Linked DNA regions of Mus musculus: all the other regions are linked to region 2. The links are chromatin loops, found by intact Hi-C in ENCODE. Cell type or tissue: heart. All regions are shown on one strand. Region 1 overlaps 9130019P16Rik (RIKEN cDNA 9130019P16 gene). Region 2 has its middle 37 kb from the start of Tril. Region 3 overlaps Scrn1 (secernin 1).

Region 1 (4,000 bases), 580 kb before region 2:
TTTCTTTTGTTCTCTCTTTCCGTGCCCTCATTTGGAGTCTCACTAGAGTTACTTGGCAGCTTCCCAGTCATTGTTGACCCACAGACCCAGGGGCCCAAAAGACAACTACATTTTTGATCTTTTGTCTCTGTCTATGTGTCTCTCTGTCTCTCTCGGTGTCTCTGTCTCTCTCGGTGTGTCTTTGTCTCTCTCTGTCTCTCTGTCTCTCTGTGTGTGTGTCTGTTTCTCCCTCTCTCATACCCTAAAAACTTCAGCAGAAGAAGGGTGGCATTATGTGTCCAGCAGTTAACCAAGACTCATTTCCTCAGGAGTCCAGGGAAAGGAACGCAGCTAGTAATCTCTGTTTTCAATATTGTAGAGCAAGGTGACCGTCCTCTTCATTCAAGTAAGGAGTTCCCAACAACTTGAACCCCACCAAATCCACCTATACAAACCATTTCCCATGGCCAGTGGTGACTTTAAGTGGAGTGAAGATGTAGGCCTTGTCCTCCATGCCAGTCTAACAAAGGCCCAACCTAGCAAATGCCTCTCACTGCACAATGGGAGAGCAGATGTTTGTAATACGGGCTGGGGTCCTGGCAGGGCTGCTGGGCTGCAGGATGAAAGAGCCATTTCTGCTGCTGCTCCTTCTTCCAGGACAAGGCAGATGTCCTCACCTCAGGGGCCTAGAAGACTTTTGCACTCAGTCACAAAATGCAGGTCCCCAGGACGCCCGATGGTGACTAGAGGATTTTAGTAAGCATTCGTCACTGCTTGCCACACCCAGGCCAGCCTCGGCCCACCGGGTTGGTATTTGCTCCAGAGGCCACAAGACTGTATGAAGGGCCAGTTTTGCTGTCGTGGGTTTATGTGAGGCAGATCTGCTGTTTCAGTTTGACGAATTTCAATGACACATCATCAGAAGCAGTGAATGTTGTTTTGACTAGTCGTTTCATGGTGAACAGTGACATTTGGTTGAATTTATTCATCTCAGAATGCACTGGCTCTTCTTGCAGGTGAATATTTCTTTCACCATTGATGAAAAAACAAAGCTGAAAATGGTTCTTGGGCTCAGAAATATCAACACAGTCCCCTCTTGTAAAAACAAAGATGTGGAGGGGTACTGTCCTTGTTATGTATTAGACTGGAGATTATAGATTCAGTTTATGGGAACAGGGAGCCGGCTATCTATTAAAATGTGTCCAAATGTAAAAATGTGAAGTAATCGTCTATTGTTCTGGATACTCTGGTATTTACTCAAATCTTTGAGAGTAGCTGTTATTCGTGCAGAATTCTAACTTCCTAATCAGATAAGCTGCCGCTGTCCTTGGCTCCCATAATGTGTGCTGTGCAAGGAGTCTATCTTTGCAGCCAGATGATCTAAGTTCTCAGTTGTAACTCATCCTTCAGCTCCCACTCTGAGAGATTTATACACGTGCTGATTAAATAATACAATACTACAATGAGAAAGCGCCTCACAGGGCACAGTACCTGCTCTGGGAGAACTAGCGTCTGGCCCCGTGCTGAGGTGGTCTTACTCCAGCTTGCCACTAGGTGGTGTGTGTTCAGTAAGTTCATCATCCACTAAACTTCCAGGCATCAGCAATTTACTTTATCTCACCGCTCTCCCAAGTGTGCTGCACTAACTGCCTTCTGTTGAGTGTTCCTGGTAGTAAGTTAAGCCCAGGATTTTGAGATAAGTGATGGAGATTCCCATTGCTCTACTGACACAGCATACATTCTATCCAGACCTGCACAACGAGGAATACAGAAAGAAAGAGCAGTAATGAGGAAGGAGACAGGGAGGGAGGGAGGGAGGGAGGGAGCCTATGTAGGCTGAAGACCTGTGAGATCCAGGACAAAGCGCATGCCCAGTAACTGTTTTCCCCATCTAAGATACCCTCACTTCCCCTGCATTGCAGAGCTCAGCTAAGTGAGTGGCTGCTCCTGGGACACTGACAGGTCTGTTGAGCAGGTCAGGGTATTCTGCTGTGCGGATTTTCACTCTAATCATTCAGAGTGAGAAACCACTCATGAAACATGGGAACTCTCTCCCTCTCGCTCTCCCTCCCTCCCTATGGCCCTGTCTCCCTTCTGCTCTCCTTCTCTCTACCACCACCACCATCATCATCACCACTGGTGGTGTTGGTAGTGTGTGTGTGTGTGTGTGTGTGTGTGTGTGTACATGTCACAAAACTGAATTAGAGGTTACAGGACAACTATGTGGAGTCGCTTCTCTTCCACTATCCCATGAGTTCTGAGGCTGGTTTATAAAGGAAACCTCTCACCCACAGAGATCTCCCCCACTCCCAGATTGTAGAAAATTATAAAGCTTGAAGTAATTCAAGACAGGGCTATGTCTGGAAGGATGCAAACCAGAATTGTAGTTTCCTGTTGGGAGGTGAAAGGAGGGGAGCACCCTGTATTGGACAAGCTCCCCCAAATACCCATGAAGCTGCTTCTCAAAACTATGGAGGGAAGAAAAGATGAGCTGGGATATGCTTCGGGGCCTCTGCATCCTGCATCCCATCCACTCTATGATCCACATTGAGGTCCACAGGGAAGAAAGGTGGTTCCCATTTAAGCCATGCACACTCCTGCCTTTTCTATCCACAGAGTTCTTTCCCTAGGGTTGGGGCTGGGAAAGAGAAACATGGGGGAGGGGAGTTAGCATCTATGGCATGGGAAACAGAAGACAAAGGTGGAAGCAGAGCAGGGTTTCTACAAGCTTGCCACATGGAAAACGGCCTTAACTCAGCTCAGAAAAGGAAGCAGGAGTCTGCTGGGGGCTGGAGGCCATGTCCTGGGCCAGTGTGTGAACAGTCAGAGTGCCTCTCTGCTTCATCTAAGCATGGCCGGTGTCACTGCAGCACATGCTCATCTGTCACCAGACTGCAGAATGTCAACAGCAAATTTAATGTTTCTTATGGCACTGGAGTGCAGCAGTGTGTCTTGGTAGCCTTGGGGACATAGCAAATCTCTCCAAATCTCGGGTCTCCCATCTGTTAGGTGGGGCCCAGTTACGAACGTGGCTCAGAAAGTATGAGTAAGATAACATAAAAGGGTCTAGTCCAGTGCCTGGCACAGACATGTAGCATAACTGTGAGAGATAGGCTCGGCTTCACCTCTCCCTCAACCTCTGTGAAGTCAGCTTCAGAGACTATATCATAGCTTCAGAGACTATATCAGTCATTTTGTATAGTTCTGGGGCTGTTGTTTGGTTGGTTTACAGGTCAACTTCCTACTGTTTTTGAATTTGTAAAGCAGAGATGAGGAATTTAACAGCACAAAGAAAAGCCAACTGAAGGAGCTGGTTGCTCTTCCAGAGGGGCCTGCTTCAATTCTCAGCACTCACATGGTGGCTCGGAGCTGTCTGTAACTCCAGTTTCGGGGATCCAGTGCCCCCTTTTGACCTCTGTAAGCACTAGGCACCCATGTGGTGCACAGACATACATGCAGGTAAAACATCCATACACATAAGAAAAAACAAACCAAACAACGACAACAACAAAATCCCTGAAACCCAACAAACCCAAAAACCAAACAACAACAAAACCCCAACCAAACCAAACCAAACCAAACCAAACAACAACAATAACAAAACAAACTCCCAAACCCAACCAAATTAAAAAACCACCCCCCAAACCAAACAACAATAAAACTTGCCTAGCTAGTTAAGAAACATAAAAAGTGCTGAGCTAACCAGAAGTTAAAATGGTAAAGAGCTGCCAGCTCACCGCAAAGTCCCCAGCAGGGAGATTTGCTTTGTTACTCCCTCTGCAAAGGACCTGGGCTCTACACAAGAGTATGTCTGAGCTAGGACTCTGGTTTGGTCCACACACATGCATGCAGTAAGTCCTTTCTTACCTGGCAGGGGTTGTACCCTGAGACTTGGGATGAAGAAACAGTGGGAAGTAAGGAGCTCCCATTTATGAGCTCCCACCCACTAGGCCTCCATAACCAACATCTTATCCACTCTGTGACTGGTTAGTCTATAACTTAGGCACAGTAAGAGGTTAAC
Region 2 (4,000 bases):
TGCACACACACACAGACACATACGTACACACACACACACAGACACAGACACACACACAGACACACACACAGGCACAGACACATACACAGACACACATACATATACACAGATACACACACACACATGCGCGCACACATGCACACACACACACAGACACACACACACACACACACACACACACACACACATTCTAGATCAAACCCAGAACTGCTGAGCTATGTGCCCCAGCTCACAATTTGCCCTCCTAAGAGGGCCTCATGTGAGTCCCCTGTCTCCCTTCGCAGAGTGGACCAGTTGCCAAGCCTCCGTGTAACCATGTTCTCCTGCCTCTCCCCCCCCCCCCCTTGCTTCCTTTGCTCCCACTCCTCTCGCAGGAACACGATGCTTCAGGCGGGTACCAGGTGCCTAACGTGGCAGCTTCAAGATTGATGAGGGATCTTTTACAGCCTTCTCAACACCGAGGGCAAAATATTAAACAGGAGGTAAAGACACTGGTGAGACAGACTCAGTCTGAGAAGTCCGAAGCTCAAATGACTTAAAGAGCTCACTTACAAATGCACATGTATTATTCATTCATTACATCATCAATATATGAATATTAATTTAAAATGAAAAGTGGACCCCAAAGCTGGATATGGTGGCACAGGCCTTTAATCCCAGCACTTGGGAGGCAGAGGCAGGTGGATTTCTGAGTTCGAGGCCAGCCTGGTCTACAAAGTGAGTTCCAGGACAGCCAGGGCTACACAGAGAAACCCTGTCTCAAAAAACAAAAATCAAAAAAAGAAAAAGAAAAAAAAAGTAGACCCCAAAAAGCTCCTGGGCCCTTGGAGGTTTGGATCTTGTCTCTCCTGAAGATCTCTTTAGGGTTTTTACCAAAACTATCTAATTAGAATTCCTTGCCTTAAAAAATATATTTCATGTGTCTGAGTGTTTTGCCTGGATGTGTGTTTATATACCACAAGCATGTGGGGGCCCTGCAGGCCAGATTCCCCTGGATCTGAAGTTACAGATGGTGGCGAGCCATTATGTGGGTGTTGGCATTGAACCCAGGTTCTCTGCAAGAGCAGCCGACGATCTTAACCATGGAACCTGTCTCTCTAGCCCCGGGAATCCTTTCCGATGGAACTCTGGCTTCCTTTCCTGGCCAGGAGTCCATGGTCCTTTCTCCAACCCACAGGCTTGTGCTGAGGGAGAGTCTAGAAGTTATAGCTTCACTTGCTGCTTGGGATTCTGCTTCTTGTCTCAGGCGGTACCTACTCAGGGTACCGCCAGCCGGGGACTGACCATCATCACAGAACACACCCTAGAGGGTGAGCACAGCAGCGTGTGTGGCCTTGGCTAGATCTGGTTTTAACCAGGGCCATACAACTGCTGAGTATGAACTTGAAGCTCAGGATGGACAGTTGTATGAACCTGAAGTACTTCATCTCTGGAACACTGTATTCAATGTTTTCATCCAAACAGCAAGGGTAATGAAAAGAGATCAGGTGTATAAAATAAAACTGGTGGTGAGATGCCTCACACCAAGCCAGCACACAATGAACCTTTCTTTGCCTCAAAGAGAAACGGATAAAGTTTGTAATGCAAGTTGTGTGTGTCTTCACACTTGCCCTACCCCCTTCCAACCCTGACTGTAAGAGACATGGAATATCATTGAAAAACCCATTCCCTAGTTCATGTTCTCTGGCTTGCCTTTTCTGCTGTCTGTCAGATTCAATCCATCACAATGTAATTATATTATCCATCGCCTTCCCTAGGAATAACAAGTGAGGGCATGGGAGTTTGCTTTCTGCAGTTTCTGTATCGTCGGAGACTATGCTGTAGACTTCAGCTCTGTGGCTGAAGGGCACAAGTAATAAACTGCCTTACTATCCTGTGATGGAAGTAGGGTGCCTTAGGGATTGCATGGTGGTGACGGTGATAGCAGACTTCCTTGTGGTCCTCCCCTTAGACGTTGTCTGCTCTGGTCACTGGAGGATGAATGAAAACCTTATCATTCTACTGTGTGGGAGAGCTCAAAGGCCAGACTTGCAGCATGGCTGGGTAAGGTACAAACAGTCGTGAGACTTTCTCACAAGCCTTGGTGAGGTGTGGGTGGACACACATGGCTCCGTGCATCGGAATGCTAAGGAAACCCGTCCTCACCTGCTTCACTGGGTCCTGGGTAGATATACTAACAGAGGTAGAGACACTGTACGTCCAAGGGTGCCTAACATTGCCGAGAAAGGCTTCAAGAGTCTCAATGTTAGGGATACTTTAAGTGTGGCGTCTCAAAAGCCCGCCTCTTGGCAGTAGCTCCTTCCTACTCTATAGGCTTGCACTTTGGCGTTGCCAGGTATAGACACTAATCCTAAATATTCAACTCTTTTGGCTTATTACATTCAAACTAGGTTAATACTGGGAAAACCACAGGTTTGGGGGCCCTCATACATTTAAAGGCAAAGGAAGCCAAAGGGAAGCGTTTCTCTAAGTGCGATAAAATATCGCCACCTTGTGGATTTACGGCATATTGCGCGTCACTGTTCTCTGGCCTTTGGATTATCAATTTGCCTATCAGTGGTCAGAATCAGGCCCCAGGGAAGCCAGGGAACACACCACCTCTGAATGGTATCTTAGCCCTTTGTTTTTTCATATAGAGTCTCACTATGTTTCCTTGGACTCAAAATTGTCTTGCCGCAGCCTTTCGAATGCTAGGATTTTAGAGATCTTTTTACTACCACGCCTGCCTCCCTTTTTCTTTGAATTTTTAATGGTGCAGGATTCACAAATAATCATCAGAAAGTCTACTCTATGCTTAGATAAAAAGTGTTTTTTAAATATATTCATCTACAAAATATGTGGAGATGATCCTAGTTGAATGAAATGCAATGGACTCCCCCCACTGGGTTTAAGGGCACCTTTGGAAGTACCCATTCATACCTGACATGCGCAAGCTAGAACTTCTGTGAGTGGCCAAAAACTTAAACACTGATAGTCTGCCTCACTGTTGGCAATAGATAAGAAGACCTAATTCTTTGAAACCTGTCCTCTCCAGAGCTTCTGGCTCTTCTGTTCTCCTTGTCTCCCTTCCCACAGTGTTGCCCGGAGCCTTCCCAGTGCAATTGGTGCAGTTGGTGTGGTTAATAGAGATGTCCTGTTTAGGGCCCAGCAGTCAGTCACTTTGTCAAGTTCCGCATCACGCCACTGACTGTTGCCCACGGCCAAGGGAAGCTTCATTAAGCAAGCTTGAGAGAAGTCCTGGTCTATAGATGTAAAGAAATATTCAGAATTATACAATTTAACAGCATAATCATTTAGTAAAAATAGCATATGCTCTCCCAGGCCAGGGGCTTTTGACCAGGTTCTAGTACCTGGCATGACATTTCCTCCAACAGAACAGAGTTCAAAACTCATCAAAGTGGCTTATTACCCGAAAACAGCCATGCCACTATGGCAGAAGTGGGCAGATATTGCCTGGCAGCTCAGCATGGAAGGATGCGAGGTCTAGCGCTGAGAAGATCTTTATTTTTTCCCACCAGGAGCCTGCACAGACCACAGGCACTTGTGAAAACGAGCCAGCAAGGAGGAAGTTCTCCAGTTAGTGTGAGATTGATTTCTCTATGTCCTTATAGCCAAAGTGTGTGGTGACGTCATCTGCTGCATCATACACTTGAAATTCTCAAAAAATAAGAGATAAAATTAAAAGCTAGACTTAGGTTGTCTGCCTATGCTGGAAGCAAGAAAGCAATTCTGAGCAGAGGCACTGTGGTGGAATGGGCTTTCAGAGCAAGGCCTGGGAGACCATCCCAGCAAAGAGTGGGGCTCTGTCTTTTAATTTATATTTTAGAAAGAAATGGGCTGTGAATAACCACAAAACTAACAACAAGTCATGGTGGTACAAGCCTGTAATCTTGGTTCGTGCTTGAGGGAGTAGAGACATTGTGAATTGAAGGCCATTCTGGGCTACATGCAAGGCCCTGACCCTGAGTCAGTCAATTGATAAATCTGCCTACCTATCTCT
Region 3 (4,000 bases), 720 kb before region 2:
CCATTCTGCACGGCTGTGTCCTTTCCTCAGGAGCAAGGTCGCACCCTGAGGAAGACCATGCTGGAGTTGGAGAAGCAAGGCCTGGAGGCCATGGACGAGATTCTGAGCAGCCCCGAGCCCCCGGACCCCGCCGAGGTGGGGGACCTATTCTATGACTGTGTGGACACCGAGATGAAGTTCTTTAAGTGATGTAAGCACCCTCACCCTTACTCAAAACTTCCCACCCGACTAAATTACCAGCAGATAAACACTCTTCTGTGTGAGTAAACCGAGAGTTACCATGTGGCCTCCTTGTGTCTAAATGTTCCCTCTGTTCAGCTTAGCAACCCTCCCCCCTTTGCTATGTAACGCGATCCCATTTGCCTCTTGCTCCATTGTGTGATAAGCTATGGGCTTGAAGATGTTCTTATATTTCAGTGACAATGGACACCTTAGCTTCTTATGAGGAACTTGAGTTCCCTCCGCCTTGGACAGGGCTGCAGGGCCACGCTGGTGGGAAAGACAAGAGCTGTGAAGGGCCTGGTCCCTCTCTAGATAGTGGTTTCTTTAGGGTTAACAAAAGGCTTTTGTTCATACCAAAGGCTTTTGTGTGTGGATGGGGGAGAGCCCCCCAGCTTCCTGCCACAGAGCACAGGCCTGTATGTAGCTCATAGTCCCCACAATGTCCTGGGAAGGAACAGAGGACTGGTACAGTCCCAGCTCTGCTCTGGTGTATGCGATTTTTGAAAGACCTGTCTTCTGTGAGCTGTGCTCATGTGCAGTGGAGCAGACCTGCTTCCGCCTGGAGGAGAGCTGGGCATCCATGTTAGCCACAGTTCCTCATCCACAGTGCTCCCACCTGAGGACCTGGCCCTGTGTGGAAATTGATTGGGATTTGATTGTCAGCAACTTGTATGAGATTCATTAAATGGCCCTGGCATACAGCCACACACAGCTGCAAATCTCAGCCAAAGAGGGAAAGGAAAGGGTCGCTCTTGACTGCTGAGAGCATAGCTAATGTACCTGGAATCTGAGCAGCCCTGGTCTCAGCAGAGCCTGAAATTAAACTCATTTGTTTCCAGCATCCGTGTGTTTGCACAAAGGATTTGACGCCACAGGAGTGTGTGAGGAAGACAGGGCGGGCTGAGGGCAGAAGGCAGTGAGACATTTATCCACAGAACAGTCTCCCTCGTCCCACCCACTGCCTCGTTAACTAGATCCCACATCAGTGTGCTGAGTACCTGACCTCCAGGATCTCCTCCACTTTGTTCTCACACCCCACTGCCCAACAGATTCCTTTGGATGCTGTCTGGAACAGGAAAGAGGTATAGGTGCCTATCCACTGCCACTCTGCACGACTGAAGGGCCAGGCGTAAAGATGACTGACAGAAGTGTAGACTAGAGGAGAGGCTAGAGAGCATGTGCTGCGGGGCCTAATTATAGGTCCTCACTCTTGACAGGGCTGAGCAAACAGAAACTGTCCACCAGTGATCTCAAGCATGGCTTAGGGCTGGCAGGGACCTGAGCCCTCATTTCACAATGTGATTCAGGCTACAGGTTTTTTTGGGGGGACAAATCTTGTTTCTCTTCCAACCCGAGAGAGAGAGAGAGAGAGAGAGAGAGAGAGAGAGAGAGAGAGAGAGAGAGAATGTCTACTGTGAGCTCTTTCCTTGATTGGTTTGTGGGTTCCATGTATAAACAAATGGCAAAACACAAGAGATGGGACAAACTCATGACAAACTGGTATCTCTTGCTGATGGACAGAGGGACACAGGTAGAGCAGCTAAGCTGAAAGTGCCCAGCAGGTGCAAAGGGGAAAAAGAACAAGGTTTGAGGAGGAAGTAGTTGCCTGTCCCAGCCTCATCTGCTGAGCTCTTTAAGGAAGGTGGTGCAGAAAGCCGTGCTGTGCTTTCCCTGTGTGGTCTGCCCTCCACCTCTGAGGCCAGCTCATCAGATCTGACCTGCCTGAGACAACCCAGGTAATTTGGGGTTTGATCAGAGGTCTAATGGTAGCAAACGACACAGCGACCTTCTTCATTACTTTGGCCAAGGTTGAAGATGGCTGTGACGCTATTATGCAGGTGTGCACTAGAAAACCCAGTGGTTGTTTTTATTATTGACTGTAGTCCAGCATCACGGAGAAAGGCCAATCCTCTTAGGAGCATTGGACAGCTCAACCATGTTGTCATCTTACCACCAGAGGGCACAGCAGCCCTCTAAGGGTTTTCTCCTCCGGCAATGGATAAGGAGCCCAGCTATGAAAGCTTTGCTTACTGGGATGGATGGGGGCAGACAAGAGGACAGTAGGGAATCTGCCGAGGTGCCCGCACGTACTTTAGTGAGTTTAGCCAAACTAACAGCAGAAATAATACTGGATTTTGAGTAAGCAGACTTAGGAGAATATTTGTTTTAAAATTCATGTAACAGATTTCCCTTTGAAGAAACACTTCTGACATGGGTAATTTCTCAATCAGGGGTCACTTTTATGAACAGCATGCAGAAAAATAGATCTTCGGGAATGTTTAAGATCGATCAGTAAATAACTTCCCAGAAGACCACCCTATGTCTATTAAGCCTGAGGGCAGGGGATCCTGAGCACACTTTGGGCAGAAATAAGTCACGATCATGAAGGATGGACTGCCTGTCTCACCTGTCCCACAGAACCTAACCTAAGCTAGCTAGTGTTGTGGAGATGAGATTTGCAGTAAATGAAAATGGCAGCCTAGCTGGGGGCAGACACCCGAGTGTCTACGTAAGGTAGTAAAGTGGAAATAGTCTTTGCTCATTCTTGGGATGCCTGAACGCTAGCTAAGCATCTGATAAACGCTGTGGAGACTTAGCCCAACACAAGCTCCAGTGTCTGTAGGAGTCGGCCTCACAAGCTGATGAAGCAGCTGTACGCCTAGTAGAGCTCGGTGGTGACGCTCCCTTACTCTTAGATGAATCAGTAGCTGTGAAAATAACTGTCACCACAAAATTACTGTCATCGAACATTGACGCAGGTGATGCTACTCTGGAAGGACCTCAGGGCAGCCAGGTGTGCGTGTCTTGAAATTACTGACTTGAGTTCTTGTATCACAACTAATTTCAGCTGAGAGTTCAGCCTTGGGAGAAAGCACACCATGGTGGGAGAGGTGTGGCAGGCATTGCTCGAGCATCCTGGCTCTCCCATGCCTCCCGCAGCCGCGGCATTTCATTCTACATGGCGCTGAGCCCCAACTCCTGTCCTGTGGTGTGTGTCACACGTGTTTTTACTGACTGAAGCCAACCATCCTGAACTGTCATGCAGAGAATTCTTGCAGGAATCAATAAGGACGTGTCTCTAATCACGTGTGCGAACTGAAATGTCATAGCTGAAGCAGTATAACAGAAAACCTTTGTTTCCTGTGGGGGGAGGACTGAACATGTGGTCTTAACAGCCTTTTGTACAGATATCTACAAATCAAACGATGTCTCTATCCAGTGCTTGCCCTCGGAGTGTCTTTAAATGCACCAAGTGTACAATAAAAACATGGAAGTCAATACCTAGGAGCCTCTTGTTTGTGTCTCATGGACACAGTCGGCACCAGTCACAGCACACACGTATGAGGGACTGGGATTTTCCGGTTGGAATCTTTAGAAAACTCAACCACCTCTTGAGGGCCCTACACTATGCATCTCTACAAAGACAAATTCGCTGTTTAAAAATGAAGCCCAGCTGGGTGTGGTGGGGTACCCTTCTAATCCCAGTACTTGGGAGGCAGAGAAGCAGACGGATCTCTGAGTTCGAGGACAGCCTGGTCTACAATGAGAAACCCTGTCTCCAATAACAATGAAAACACCCCAAACTATAGCCATATGCCACTCTGTCAGAACAGCAGCTGTGAGAACAGCGGCCGCAGTGTGGGGTGCTGGAAACATCAGGCATTGCTGGCAGAAAGAAAGGTGGCTGTCCATTGTAAACTATGGAGACTTTCTCATAAACTGCCACGTGACCCAGGAATTCTGTCACCTGGTATGTACCAAAAGATTTGAAATCAAG

Evidence for each region. Peaks named below come from ENCODE experiments on the same cell type or tissue, not always from the same donor. Only the 100,000 strongest peaks of a DNase experiment are listed, where the experiment ranks them.
Region 1: a loop joins it to region 2, with 4 times the contacts of the local background. A loop is called at or near these places in 11 of 42 quality-filtered maps.
Region 3: a loop joins it to region 2, with 5 times the contacts of the local background. A loop is called at or near these places in 4 of 42 quality-filtered maps.

Annotation. Positions count from the first base shown.
Region 1 is chr6:54,365,822-54,369,821 of GRCm38, reverse strand. The region is part of intron 3 of 9130019P16Rik (RIKEN cDNA 9130019P16 gene); the gene reads left to right. Among named protein-coding and RNA genes, the nearest start is that of Prr15, 41 kb to the right of the region's middle. In heart, a CTCF peak has its summit at 1,528; a DNase peak (open chromatin) is centred at 1,531; H3K27ac peaks cover 537 bases.
Region 2 is chr6:53,781,564-53,785,563 of GRCm38, reverse strand. No RefSeq gene overlaps it. Among named protein-coding and RNA genes, the nearest start is that of Tril, 37 kb to the left of the region's middle. In heart, a CTCF peak has its summit at 2,499 (motif pointing left); no DNase peak of the experiment used is centred here; H3K27me3 peaks cover 538 bases.
Region 3 is chr6:54,505,393-54,509,392 of GRCm38, reverse strand. It overlaps Scrn1 (secernin 1), which reads left to right. Exons shown (of 8, transcript NM_027268.2): 8 at 31-577. The coding sequence ends at 189. Among named protein-coding and RNA genes, the nearest start is that of Gm52863, 5.0 kb to the left of the region's middle. In heart, a CTCF peak has its summit at 2,173 (motif pointing right); no DNase peak of the experiment used is centred here; H3K27ac peaks cover 672 bases.